2 separate regions of the Homo sapiens genome follow, and region 2 is linked to region 1. A link is a contact called in ENCODE Hi-C data. All regions are on one chromosome and are shown on one strand. Each heading gives the region's core, a stretch centred on a gene start or an enhancer-like site at or near the end of the contact. The rest is flanking DNA. Distances are from core to core; before and after follow the strand shown. Region 1 has its middle 180 kb from the start of FAM124B. Region 2 has its middle 140 kb from the start of FAM124B.

Evidence for each region. Hi-C counts contacts between places; a loop is a spot of excess contacts on that map. Pooled maps may share reads with other maps.
Region 2: a map of PC-9 shows a loop between it and region 1 (2.8-fold over the local background). The contact joins two enhancer-like sites. A Hi-C loop is called at or near these places in 6 of 168 maps with a recorded cell type or tissue (Caco-2, PC-3, PC-9 and 3 more) and 3 of 50 pooled maps.

What each region holds. Positions count from the first base shown.
Region 1 is chr2:224,217,816-224,225,083 of GRCh38, forward strand. No RefSeq gene overlaps it. Among named protein-coding and RNA genes, the nearest start is that of FAM124B, 180 kb to the right of the region's middle. RefSeq lists an enhancer at 1,992-3,191 and a silencer at 2,864-3,064. Within about 2 kb of position 3,961, at least 6 of the 41 ENCODE cell types and tissues checked have a DNase peak (open chromatin) inside an H3K27ac peak, as active enhancers do; they include PC-3 and PC-9, where a contact is called at or near this core.
Region 2 is chr2:224,260,442-224,267,709 of GRCh38, forward strand. No RefSeq gene overlaps it. Among named protein-coding and RNA genes, the nearest start is that of FAM124B, 140 kb to the right of the region's middle. Within about 2 kb of position 3,315, at least 3 of the 41 ENCODE cell types and tissues checked have a DNase peak (open chromatin) inside an H3K27ac peak, as active enhancers do; they include PC-3 and PC-9, where a contact is called at or near this core.

The DNA.
Region 1 (7,268 bases), core at 2,711-5,210:
CATGAAGGTCTAGATTCTAGTGCAGACAAAGACTGAATTCCTCCTTTCTCATCCCAAGGCAGCTGCTCTACAAATCTCCCTGACTACCCCAGGAGCTCCCACCATTTCTTTGTTAGTTAACGTTATCAGTTGTCTGTGTACAATTAGGATGCATAACAAGCAACCACAAAACCTCTGTGGTATAAAACAATATACTTTTTAAAAAATTTTTTTTGCTTATGACTCTATGACTTGGCTGGACAGTTCTGCCGATCTTGGCTGGGCTTAGATAAGCAGTTCTTCTTCTCTTGGCTGGGAGTGACTCATAAGTCTGACCGTGCACTGGCTTTTACTTCACGTGGAAGGGTCTTGGCTGAGATAACTGGCTTTGCTCCACATGGTCTCTCATCCTCCAGCCAGCTAGGCCAGGCTTGTTCTCATGATGGAGAGAATAGAGAGCAGAGGTGTTACAAGCCCTCAGAAGGCCTGGTTCAGAGGCAAGGCCACCTTCTATTGACCAAAGTAAATCAAAAGTCCAACCCAGATTGAAGGAACAGGAAAACAGACTATACTCTTGATGGAAGAAGCAGCAAAATCACACTGCAAAGGGCACAGATTCAGGGATGGGTAGAGAACTGAGGTTGTTTTCTCAGTCAAAAGTAGGCACTCTGAGCTGCCTATTTTAGGAGCAAAATTCTATGCTCATTTTATCTTTTTCCATATTGGTTACTTATGAAGGCCAAGGAATCTCATTGGAACTCAGGATAGAGTATTGCTGTGGGAAGATTTTAAGCCCTCTTTGGACATGCACTTTAGCAACTTATACACAGTGGTTGGGAGGAGGAGGGGAAGTACAGATCTTCTCTAATAATGACTGCCTTGAAGTCTGGTGGTTGACTGCTGACGAATTTGCTCTGTTAGACTGAGCCGAATCCTGGATAGAAGTGAGATAGATTTGTGAGAAATTTATTAGAGTTGTGACAATTTGGCATCTGCTAGGGCAAAGATTTCAATCATGTGGAGAAAGAAAAGATTGTCAAAAATGTGGAGGAAAAAGATTATGTAAGTCAGTGATGCTTAGATATATAGTAGGAAAATACATCATATTTTGGAAGCTAGTTTAAGAAACTTCAGTAATTATGAGTCAGATTTATAGCTCATAAAATGTAGTTTTTTTCTGGAGATCACATCTCACAGTTAAAAGAGAATATACTAAAGAAGCTTATCCCTTCATTTTAAACTAGATGTCATTACCCTAGTCAGATGTTTACTTCTCTTTATCTGCAACTCAAGATTAACACTGGGGAAAGGAGAAGAAGGACTTCCACCGTTTTAGGAATAGGCATGCAAAGTAAATTTCAGAATCTAAAAGGAAGGGACACAGAGAACTATGTTGATTGGACGTAACATTTCATATGTGAGGCACTGTGACGGGCACATTATGTCATTTAATCTCCACCATAATATTGTGGGATAGGCACTACTAGTCCCTGATTTTACAGGTGAGGAAGCAGAGACTCAGAGAGGACAACTGGCTTGCCTCAATTCCTACCACAAGTGAGATCCGAAGACACGAATTCAGCTCTAATCTCCTGTTGTCCTTTTTTTTTTTTTCTGGCTGCAATTATTCCACTGTAACAGACCACTCCTGAGACAGCCAGGTGGGAAGGTGGTCCCTGGAAAAACTCCAACCAGCATGCGCACTGAGAAGGCGCACTGAGGTGGAGTCACAGAAGTTCCCGCCATTTGCAATGGGGAGGAGCCTGACTCCTCCTCTTCCTGTGTGGAACCTGGGATTCAAACTGCGAGACAGTCCTGCAATACTACCATCTTGGATAACCTCTTTCAAATCTTTGTAATTTGAAAATTTTAAAAGTTATTGAATTCATTTTGTTCTTTGTTTGTGTGTTTGTTTCCTCAGAGAAAGGAAGCCTATTTAATGCCATGTGAAGGCCTCACTCTTTCTTCCTAGTCTTGCTCTGGAATGATCTTTGTTAAACTAAAGACAGAGACCTTCCCTCATGGGCAAAAGCCAGCAGGAATGATGAATACCAATGATGCTGTGACTCCATAGTTTACAAATTTGAGGAAGAGCTTTGGTCCAGGGCAGGCTTGGGGAAGAAAAGTGACAACCACTCATCTAGGCAGATGCCCTGGGGTGCCGCTGGGGTGGCATGCCAGCATCCATGGTAAGGTAATTCCGAAGAACAGCAGGACTCATTCATTCATCCCACAGGCCTTCCCAGTCAGGGGAAACGACTTTCAGATGCATTTCCTGTTAGCCAAAAAAAAATCCCGTAGGGGCATTACCCAAATAGTATTTTTAAAATTCCTTTTTGTGTTTCCTCTAAAAGTACTTTCTTTTGCAAGAGATTTTCCGGATATGATATCATCCTAAATATTGTTTGACCAATTTCATCACCAATTACTTCAAATCTAGACAGTTTGTCCAGCTTTTACAAGGTAGTTAAGGTCACCCCAGGAACCAAAATAGTGATGACAGGAACACTTCGATTCCATGGCCAGTGGGAGTCATGTGCAACCTGTCTGCTGGATGAACATTTACTACATAACTCAGAGATAGAATTAACTGGCTCCGGAGTCATGAGGAACATGTATAAATAAAGCAGTTAAGAAAATTACAACTGGAAACTTGAAATAATGACTTGACTCACTAGTTCTTCCTGAGTTCTTAACAGTAAACTGCCCAGAATTGTTGCAGAGTTGACACCTCCAAAATTGTCATTTGGTTTCCTGAACACAGTTCAGAGTTCAGTACTTCCTACTTCCCTGTCTCAGTTTTTCCTCAATGATTCTCAACCAGAGGAAGCAATACCTCCTCAATCCCTGCTCCCGGGTTCCCCAAGGCGGGGTGTAGGTGCAGAAAAAAGTTAAATCCAGCTTTACACAGATTTGCTCTTCTATGAGATTCTTGCCTCAAAGATGAGAGAAAATGAGAGAGAATGTTGGCATCTTGTTGATGAGTCATTTGAGACAATGCTAAGTCATTCTTAGAAAAGCATAAGGAAATAGACATTCAATATTGAAGTTTGGAGTTGGAGACAGTTCCAGAACTTATTATGGAAATGGCATTTGCCGTAGATAAAATCTAATTGAGAAAGACAAGTCTCTAGAGAATCTTTTTGGTCCTGAGAAATTTGGGAGCTTCTATCAAAAGAGCAGGAGGTAGAGACTAGCACCTTTGGCCAGAGTGGCTGGTAATTGATGTCTGTGTCCCTGGTTTGAGAATCCCAGCTTTGTTCAAAGGAAACCCTGGCTGGCTCTGCCCACTCACTGGACTCAAGAGCCCTCAGCAGTCCATGGAGATGCCAGTTACAACCTTAACAGCATGAGGAGGAAGAGAAAAACCCCACTATCCACGGATAGTGAGGGAGTGGCTGCTGGAGACTTTGGGACCACCCAGCCTGGGAAACCTGGGAATCTGCCCTCTCCTGACCAGACCTAGACAACGTGGGCAAGATTATAAATGGCATAAGCATTTCACAGACCCAAGAAAAGCTGGGGAGGGGAACAATGAGTGAGATCTTGGCAATATTTTGGGTAAAACTGGGGCTAGCTCTACAGCTGCCAAGTGACCGTGATTGTGTGCATCAGAAGAATCCCACCCCACTGTGGATGAGAAGTTGATCTGGCTTTGGCAGCAGTCTCTTCATTGATCATCAGGACTGACCTGACCCACATGGCTGGCTCAGAGGAGGCCCTTTCCCTCCTAGACCAGCAGCCTCTCTTCTTTGACACTTTGTTCCCAACAGATACAACTTCTGTTACTAAACCTCCTGGGATATGAGGCCGTTCCTCCCACCTCCCCGCACCCACTTCCTACAGAAAACGGATCAGGATCAACCAGGCCTTTGAGCCACATTTCAACTCTAAACAGTGATTTGTTTTTACAATAAGGAGTGAGCCAGCACACGCTCCTTTGGAATTTGAAAGGAATTCCTTTGCCCAGAGGGGTGATGACTTGGGCATCAATTCGCACTTTCCTGGTAAATGCTCTCCTTAGGAAGTAACCCAGAAAAACCATGCTTAGTCATCAGCAATCACATGTATAAAAATCATGAACTTGTCTGAATCACCTTTCTGGTAAGGAAATAATCAACTAGAAGTCAGTTTGAGACAGTTGTTGAAGAATAGTAAGCAACCCTCACCTTCAAGTCAGCTGCTTCTTTTAATTAGTGACAGTAGAAAAGCATTAACAATTAAGGCTTAACTAAGAAAAACAAAAGAAAAAATAATAATGCAGTATCAGGGGGAGATGCAGAAAAAAAGGAAAAATGAACAAGATTATGAAAGCCTGCTGTTATTCATATATTTAAAAAATTCCACATTTTTATAAAGTTCAGTTTAGTAGTTTTTTTTTTTTTTTTTTTTGGAGTGTTTACTGTGTGCTAGACAATCTGCTAAGTTCAGGAGGTAGAAAGATGAATAAGACCAAGTATTTCTCCTAGAAAAACTGTGCTAAGCACATGGTAGACATTCAATAAATGTCAATTCTCTTTTTTCTGCTAGTGAGAAAAATTCCGTATTCATGAATATTTATTGTGATTGCTTAGCGATTTTTTAAAACAATCTGCTGTGGCAGAGAAGGCTAACTATCCTCCTAAATACATTCTCATCTTATTTGGGCACAGTAATAGACTACATTTCCCAGCCTCCTTTGCAAATAAATGTGACCGTGTGATTAAATTCTAGCCACTGCCGTGTGATCAGAAGTAATGAGTTGCTTCTGTGCTTAGGATTTGTAATATATGGTCATAGCTTCACCATGTTCACACTTTGGGCTACCATGGCATAAAAATAGATTGTTCTTTATCCTGAGGCCCTTCTCTGAAGAATTCTTAAACAGGGAGATAGGCATGATCAAATTCACTATGAGTAAAATCCTTCTGGTAGCTGGTAGGAGATGAGTTGCAGGACTGGCAAAGCCACAGGGCAAGCAGAGCAGTTTGCTGGCTATTGCAGGAATTCAGGGGGAAAATAACGGGGGCCTGAAGTAAACTGCCTCTGGGTATGAAGAAGAGAAAGCTAATTAAATATATTATTGTCAGTCCTCAGTTGCTAAAAGTTATTTGAAGGCAGATGGGGATGGGAAATGTAGTAGCTTTGTCTCGATCCCATAACTCACTGGACACAGCCAGGGAGAAAGACTCCCACCACTTTTTCCACTTCCTCCTCTTTCTCCAGCTTCTTCCTCCTCCCCAGCTCTGTTAATTTTCTATTTTTCAAACATCAGGATACACCCTTGAGTGCACATACAAGGAAGACAATGTTAGTGGAAACTCCAAATTATATGATCGCCCTCCACAGCTAAACCATAGTCCAATACCACTGCAAATTATTTATAAAAATGCCTTTAGTCAGCAATTCTATGATTAGCCTTTGGAAGGAATCTTGCTGGAGAAAAATACTTATCAACAGAAAGCTTGCAAAAGGAATACTTAGCAGAATGCTTTACACTAGATTGGTTAGACTAGAAGGCAGGAAAAAAGATGAGAAAAGTATTTTAACATAGAATTTATAACAATTTTTGTAATAAGAGGAAGATGTGCAATTTTCAATAAAGAACAAATTGCAAAAAGCTTACGCATCAGATTAATCAGGCACCAGAAAACTGCAAAAGTCTTGATGGTCTAAACCATTGCCAGGATACCGTAGAGATGCATTTACATACTTGATCTTAATTAGGTAACTTATATCTTCTCAATAGTCCACCATAGCAAAGCATGCTAACATTGTCAGTCTGAACCTCAGAATTTGAAATATCTTTTGACTTTGATTTTATAGATATATTTTTCCTTAATGAAACTGGGGAGGGAGAAGCTTTGCAAAAGTTCAGAAATATCTTGTTTCCCATTATTTAGCTTCAATGTCTTTCCTTTGACCTCACTTTCAGCTGTAAGATTACGGTACACCTTTAGCTACATATGAATATTCCTGGCACTTAATATTTGATTGATTTGTAAATCCTAAATTAACTATCTAAACTTTTAGGAAAAACTACAAGTCTTACTTTTTGACAAATTTGACTTGGGAAAGAGGAAACCATTTTGGCAGTCTGAGAGGTTCTAGCTTTGACTATAAGGAAAGGAAATTTTTTAAAAAATGCTTTTCTGTCTCTTGATGTTCTTAGTAGAGAGAAGAATGTTTATTCTTTGAAGATAAAATGTAGAGTCAGATTAAGAAGGGAAACATCTGCCAATAGAAACAGCAATGAGAATTAGTTATGTGTCGTGGAAAAAAATAAGATTTAGCCCAACTATGTTGATATTACTTAGTAAGATTGGACAACAGAATTGGCAACAATATTTCTTATTGAACTATTTTAAGGAAATCCTATGAAAGTAATTAAAAATAAAAACATTGAATTGCTTCAGCAGAGAGAGTGTGTATTTCTTTTCTTCTACCCTCAACATTTTGCAAATCTATAGTAAGAGCTTGGAAGAAGAATACAAAAAAAAAAAAAGCACCTCAATATGTGGAACAGATATGGAAGTTAACTGTGAAGCAAGGTTTTATATAGCAAACTTTTTCCCACTGACTTTCTTCTTAAAATGGAATATATTCTACTGCTTCAAAACAAAAATGACTTCCAGATGGAAATAAAAATTGAACCCAAGAATGCAACATCTTTTCTATAGCGTACATTTAAAGTAAATTAAATTGGCTATGTTACTCATATTAACACAAAAAATACACATGCCAAAAGTGAAAATTATAGAAATGTCAAGCCATTGTGAAAGGGAATAATGCCTTAATATGTGGCATTTCCAAGTATCTAAGTCTTCACAATATGCTCATAATTCCTACAGATTCAAGTCTATTCCACTTCAAGTTTCTTCTTTATGGTTTGTTTTTAAGCTTAGTGTCACTTACTAATCTCTATCAATTCAGTTTACACTGAATTTAGGAGTCATTGATCAGTAAATTACTTGAGATCAGTTATAACCACTAGGGGAACAATCCACTGTGCCATGATGGTTGTTCATACTTAAGTTGTGGTCGGCAAACCGTTTATTACCAGTCTTAGTAAAGAAACTAAGACTAGGCATCAAGAAACTTTTATCGCAATTTAATATTGCTATGATATCTAAGCATCCACTCTAAATAGGAATGTTTCATTCAGTTACAAATAGACCAAAATAATAAGCTGAAGATAGACGGGACTTCTTTTAAGTCTTTTACCACAAATAGATTGAGAAGTATTGGTCTACATTGATTTAGGAGATATAATCATCATCCAAGTGTGGGGACAGGAAGATGCCAGATGG
Region 2 (7,268 bases), core at 2,065-4,564, 42 kb after region 1:
TCTCACCTCACGTGTTAAAAGTCATAAAAGTCCCTTCTGAGTTATTCTTAGAAAGAAAAATACATTTGCTAACAACATACTCATTAGGAACTGACAGTGCCTTCCCTGAACACCCGTTTTAGCAAGGAAGTTACAGTATTATGACATGCTGATATATCTATTTCTAGAGTTTTTGAGGGGTTTTTGTTTTGGATTTGGTTTGGTTTTGGTTTTTGAGGAGGGAAACAGGGAGTGACTTGACGGTAAAATACACTTTCATGACAGAAATAGACCACGTGGTTTTAATTAGGGAGGAGCATAGTGTCTCTTCAGCTTAGCAGTAAATCAGGGCTTTGTGGGGCCCAGTCGGCTCTGACAACTGAAGCTTAGCCTCCCCACGTTGCAGAGAAGTCAGCTGCTAGTCTTCACATTAACTGCAGACTAAACTGCAGAGTACAGCTTGGCTTTCCAATCACACTCCACCCTACTTCCACCAGCAAATGCAGAAAAATAGAACTGACCCCCAGGGAGACTGGGAAAGGCTCTGTATTACTTTCCGGCTTAATAATTCTCTCTACCCCCATCATTTCAATTCATCCAGCAGAAAGGCACTCAGATCAACATCTCTCATCTCCAGGGGAAAGAGTCTCAGAAATTACAAAGTACCCTAAACCAATTTCCTATACTACTTTTGTATAGAAAAAAAAAAAATTATCCTGGACAGAGGAGTGCAGACTGGGTTCCTGCCCAGTTATAGGTAATGCAATATTCCTAACGGAAGCCACGGAGGCAGAACACACACACATACACCAAGAATCCTCACATTTTTCCTGTCTCATCTGAATGCCTAAAGTGTACACTTTTGTTGATAGTCAGCATAAGAGGAATAAATGGCCTTTGTAGAAATGTTTTTAAAGGAGTAAAAAACCCAATATTTCAAATTTCCTGCTTTATTAAAATCTTTGAAAGTTTTAGTGTGGATGGAGGTCAAATGCATTTGCTAAATTATGTTTTTTGAATTCTACTGGTTGAATCATCTGTGAACTTGGGCATCCCTAATGCTAACTTTGCAGAGAGAAACTGCAGCTGACTCCTAATACGTTAAGGGTTACTAGAGAAACATAACATTATGAAAGGAAATGTATTCATCCTTTATGAGTCTGTGTTCTTACATCCAGTAAGACTTTCTTATTGTGGGATTAAAGACAAGATAAGGATAGACAGGAGTAGTTAATACAGAAGATAAGGTCTTAAACTCCACTCTGCAAAAGTATTGGCTGGGGAACCCAATTTCTGGATCCCAATCAGAGATTCTGAGGTGAAAAGGAATCTGCATTTTCAACATAAGTCCCAAGTAATTTTGTTTTTTGGTTTTTGGGGTTTTTTTTGAGACTGAGTCTCTCTCTGTCACCCAGGCTGGAGTACAGTGGCACAATCTCGGCTCACTGCAACCTCCGCCTCCTTGGTTCAAATGATTCTCCTGCCTCAGCCTCCTGAGTAGCTGGGATTACAGGCATGCACCACCATGCCCAGGTAAATTTTTTTGTATTTTTAGTAGAGACAGGGTTTTGTCATGTTGGCCAGGCTGGTCTCGAACTCTTGACCTTAAGTGATCCACCCGCCTCTGCCTCCCAAAGTGCCGGGATCACAGGCGTGAGCCACTGTGCCAGGCCCATCCCACATATTGCTGATGCAAATTGTCCTTGATCCACACTTTGAGAAATTCTGGTGGAGTTAAATCACTTTAGATGCTGGTTTTGAAAGACAAGACCACCTCCCAGCACATGGCCTATATTGCGGCATTTCAGGGGATTCAGCGTAGCTGAGGCCTCATTATGACAAGGCATGGATTAGCAGTATTTGCTTGAGTGAGGGAAAAAGCCTCAAAAAAATCCATAATTTGTCAAGTGCTGGGTGTTACATGACATCATATTAGGTATCAGGGAATTAATACACATTCTTCACACCTACCTGGCTCTTCAAAGGACAAACATTAATTTTCAACTAGAGCTACATAACCACTTGCCTTCCCGTAGGGCACATCAAAATCCCGCAAATCTATTTTTGATCGCTTCTCAGAATAAAAGATTTTTTACCTAAGAAAATTCCATGCTGTAAAGATTTTAAATTTGTAGTTACCAACCCACATATTTCTAAGAATGTTACGAGATTTCAGTCATGAAGCAAAAGGTATAATAAGATCTCTTATAAATAACAACAACCTTGGAAACTTAAAAAAAATAGGCATCAATGAGAAAAATCTATCCTTGACCATGCCTCTTGTTACTGCTCCCTAACTCCAAAGCACACCCCAAGAAATTATTGGGGATGATACACTAAAATCAACAAGCCAACAGGTGCTAAGGGAAAGAATCTGGAGTGTGAAGAGTAAGGTTTGAATTTTAATGAGCTTCATCATAAGCTTCCTTTAAACGTTCCTCCAGGAAGACACTTTTGTGCCGTCATGTTCAGAACAGGCTCACATCTGCGCTCTGCCTCATATGAGCTGTGTGACTTAGGGCAGGTGAGATGGCCTCTCTGAACATCAGTTTCCAGATCTTTAAATGTGAAGCTGATAATGTCCTACAAGTGTGGTTATTAAGAATAAATAAGATGGCTGGGTGTGGTGGCTCACACCTGTAATCCCAGCACTTTGGGAGGCCGAGGCGGGTTGATCACGAGGTCAGGCGATCAAGACCATCCTGGCTAACACAGTGAAACCCCGTCTCTACTAAAAATACAAAAAATTAGCTGGACATGGTGGCGGGTGCCTATAGTCCCAGCTACTCGGGAGGCTGAGACAGGAGAATGGCCTGAACCCGGGAGGCGGAGCTTGCAGTGAGCTAAGATCACACCACTGCACTCCAGCCTGGGCAACAGAGCGAGACTCTGTCTCAAAAACAACAACAAAAAAAGTAAATAAGAGAGAGAGTGGATGGTTACTAAATCCAATATTTTCCCCATGATAGTGTGAACATTTAATTCAGAAAGAAAGAAAAGAAAAGAAAGCAAGGGGGATGAAGTAATTTAATAAATTTAAAGTCTTTTTTTAAAAGTAGTTCAGAAAATGCAATATATGAGATCACAGTGGTTAAGACACAGCTTTTAGTCAAAGAAACTCAGTTTTAAATCCTGATCCAGTCCCTTAGTAACCCTGTGGCTTTGGGCAAGTGATTTAAAATCTTTAAGCCTGGGCTTCTCATCTTAAAAATGTGACTAAGATAGAAATACTGTTGAGAATTTCTAGGAGAAAGAGTATAAACTGCTTAGTCTAAGGTCTGGGAGAAGATAAGCCCTTGCTCTGTGATAGTCCTTATTCATATCATTGTTTCATTATTACTCATTAACAATAAAGGATAGATGGAGATCCTTGAATGTTCCTTTCCTTGCAAACTTATTTTGGTGCACGTCCCATAAGTTTGCAAAAGATCAAATTACATGATCTTGGCCTTCTGGCAGAACAACTTTATCAGTCTCAAAAGTAACCTCTAAACTCTTTTTTCCAGATAACTGGAGGCTGCCCACATAATATTTGGCTTCTAAGTCTTGGAATGATTGTCATTTTGCAGAGAGCTCCTGCCAGCTGAATTGGAGACCAGGCATGCTGGTTACAAAGTCAGTGAATCTTCTAACCCTTTAAATAAGAAAGTGATTTAATCTTTACAGTTTAAATCACAAAAAAATGCCTATATCCCTAAGAATCCATTGAATTCTGATAAAATGTGGGCCTTGCGTACCCTTAGAGGGATAAAAATGTATACAGATTCAATTCAATCATTCAGGCTAATAAAAGAAAGACTTATAAATGATATGCAAATTAGGTAACACATACGCAAATCATAAGCCAAGTCTTTCTGTGAATTAAACAATCAAGAATTGTCTCTACCAAGTATTTCTGAAGAGAATTAGGAGGAAAGTATAACTGTCATCTGGTAACATGCAGGTAAAATATCCAGGCGTATGGAGGAGGGGGAGGGGAGAAAAAGGATGTGGATGATTCTGCCGTTTCAGATCCTTGGAAAGTGTGTTTGGGGAGAGGAGCTGGGAGTTTCTGCTCCCAGCCAGACCGTGTTATTCCAAGCACATGTTGTCAAGAGTTAGTGGCAGCTCGTTTCTCAGAATGACTCTAGCTTTCAGAGGGTTCTGAACTCAACACTTGTTTTAGATATTCTGAGGTGTTCACTAGTCCAAGAACCTCTAATTCCTTGGAAAATAGCCATATTTACAAAACTTGTTTTCTCTTTTTTTGGAAAGACCATTTTCTACCCATGCTTGAAAACTTTATTTCATACATGTTTCCTGTGCCAGGCCCTATGGGAAGCACTCCGCATGCAGTATTTTACTGAATGTCCAAGACTTAGGCACATGAGCCCTAAGAGACCTGCAGGAGTAGGGAGACTATGAATCTCTCTCTTGACTCCAAACCCATGTTCGTTCTCCAAACATTAACGAAAAACTACAAGAGAATGATGCAGAGTTCCGCCCTCTACAGAGGCAGGCATTATCTAGCAGCGGAAATAGACCCGTCTGACGCCAAATGAGATGGAGAAAATAAACACTGCCAATGAAATACTGGGGGTGGGGCAATTAAAGAAAGGAAAATTGCATCTACTTGGAGCCATCAGAAGAGATTTCATGGAGGAGGTGGTACGTGAACTGCGCTTAATGTATCTGTTGCAGGGGGAGATGGGAGACATTCCAGAGAATAGAGCAACAAGAGGTAAAAACATGCAGAGGAGTTCCTGAACCACAAATAGTAGACTTTGGCCAGAACGTGAGTTTTGGACATTGGAAGGATAGGACTTTTTATAGTAGTTACTAAACACATGTTGTGCTAGTTAATTCTGTTGGTAAATAAGAGATTTCTTTTTCTTTCTTTCTTTTTTTTTTTAATTATACTTTAAGTTCTAGGGTACATGTGCACAACGTGCAGGTTTGTTAGGGACATGGATGAAGCTGGAAATCATCATTCTCAGCAAACTATCGCAAGGACAAAAATACCAAACACCGAATGTTCTCACTCATAGGTGGGAATTGAACAATGAGAACACTTGGACACAGGAAGGGGAACATCACACACCGGGGCCTGACGTGGGGTGGGGGGAGGGGGGAGGGATAGCATTAGGAGATATACCTAATGTAAATGATGAGTTAATGGGTGCAGCACACCAACGTGAATAAGAGATTTCTAAAAGCTCTTTATCAAGAGAAACGGTGACCTAAGAACTGTGCCTGAGGAAGATTACCCTAGAGCTGTGTATAGGAAGGAGTGGGTTGGAGGAGATGGTAGGCTGGAAGATTCATCAGATGGCTTGTTTAGGATCTGATGAGGATGGCAGAGAAGGTGGGAGAGATGGCTGGGTGGTGGGTGAGGGCCCCACGACCACTCTCTGTCTTCACTAATATTTCCAGCACATAGCACATCACCCGGTACTAAATGAGTACCAATGTGGAATGGATGGAAACCAGGCAGGAAAAGAGTGAGCAGGTGAGTGAACCAAGGAAGGAGGAGGAATAGAGCGAGGGAAAGTATTAGAGACATTGCTGACTAGGACTTTGGGAACTTGAGTTAAATATTCTCAACTTGTAAATGTCAATCCAAAAAAAAAAAGAGTGCATATAAAAACTGGTAAAATCTGAGTGAGATCTGTTGTCTAGTTCATTGTATTCTGTCAGTGTCAGTTTCCTCGTTCTGATAATGTGCTATGTATGTAAGATGCTAACATTGAGGAAAGTTGGATGCAGGGGACATAAGACTTCTCTGTACACTTTTGGCAGCTTCTTGTGCGTTCATAATTAGTTCCAAACAAAAAGAAATGTTAATTGTAAGTCAACATAAGTTGCAAAACACTTTCATTGCCTTGTTCTATCAGACGGCTGTCCTTGTTCTTGCTTCCTGTCTTTGGCAGCTTCCCAGGCTAAGGCAGGACAGGATAACCGGATGGGTGAGATGGCCTCTGTTAGGCACCTCAGACTCAGTGACATGCCCCTGAATCTCTGATACTCTTCAAAAACATTGCCTTAATCTCCCAAAAGAGTTGCTGTTTTTTCTGGAGGTATCAAAGTTTACAAGTTTTCCACTTCAAAACCTTTCTTATTCCGTGATCCAATACATTAAAAGAGCTTTAAAAATGTTATTGTCTTTCTATTAAAACTTTCTTTTATATTTCCTGCAACTCGGAATTGTTCAAATTATTAAAATTCCCCATGTCTTACTCTTCAGTCTACATAAGACATAATTCAATTTTTTTCTATTTACTTTTAATTGTTACCATGAAATAGGTCGAGCTTGAAGTACTCATACTTAATGAAAAAGCTTTTTAAAATTTTTAAAGTAAATGATTATAATGAAATAGTTAAATTCTGTCCTACAGTGAATCTATTACTCTGAAATAGCTCCAAGTATATTTAGAATAAAAGATGAGAAAGAAGAGGAAATTGTGGGCAACAGACATTTTTCATCACTGAGTTTGGAAGAACTATACACTAAACAAGTGCTACTCAAAGACTGGAAGTTTGAATATTATTTAACTATAAGGAGATGGTACACCATGTGTCTTCCTCTATAATAAATTTACAGCATCTAGACATACAGTAAACACCTAGTAGAGCTTTCCTTTCTCCACCTTTCTCCATCTCTTTTTCCCCCTTCTTCCTTCATTTTCTTATCTTAGAGAATGTGTCATCCATATTATACTGGACAACTTCCAATAAAAAACCTGCCACATTTTCTAGGAAATAGGCTTGTCTGTTTCTTAATTTCAAGAGGCACATATAACCTGTAGGAAAGAAAACACATTGAGCTTTCATGTCACTTGAGCTTCAAAACCTAAATGTAGAAAACATCTCTAAATAAATAGACTCCAGGTTTCTTCAAAAAGTTGTTACTATGGAAGGAGTTATGGTCACTACTCTTAAGTTTTCTAAATATCTTATGAATATAATTCTGTTCAGCATTTGTGTAACGCTACTGTTTTCCAAATGCTTCATTTAAACCAACTCATTTGGTTAAAAATGTCATATGACCATCTTTAAATATTAAAAAGGTATATTAGGATCTAAAACGTTTTTATACATTATCACTCAAACAGTATGAGTTAAAAAGTTTGGAGTGCCATTGATCATTGATCAATATTCATGAATTTTTTCTGAAGTTCATTTTTTTAACTGAATAAGTTATATAAGTTGACGTTTTATGATACTATGGTCTTTTTTTTTCTTTTCTTTTTTTTGAGACTGAGTCTCACCCTGTTGCCCAGGCTGGAGTGCAGTGGCGCAATCTCGGCTCA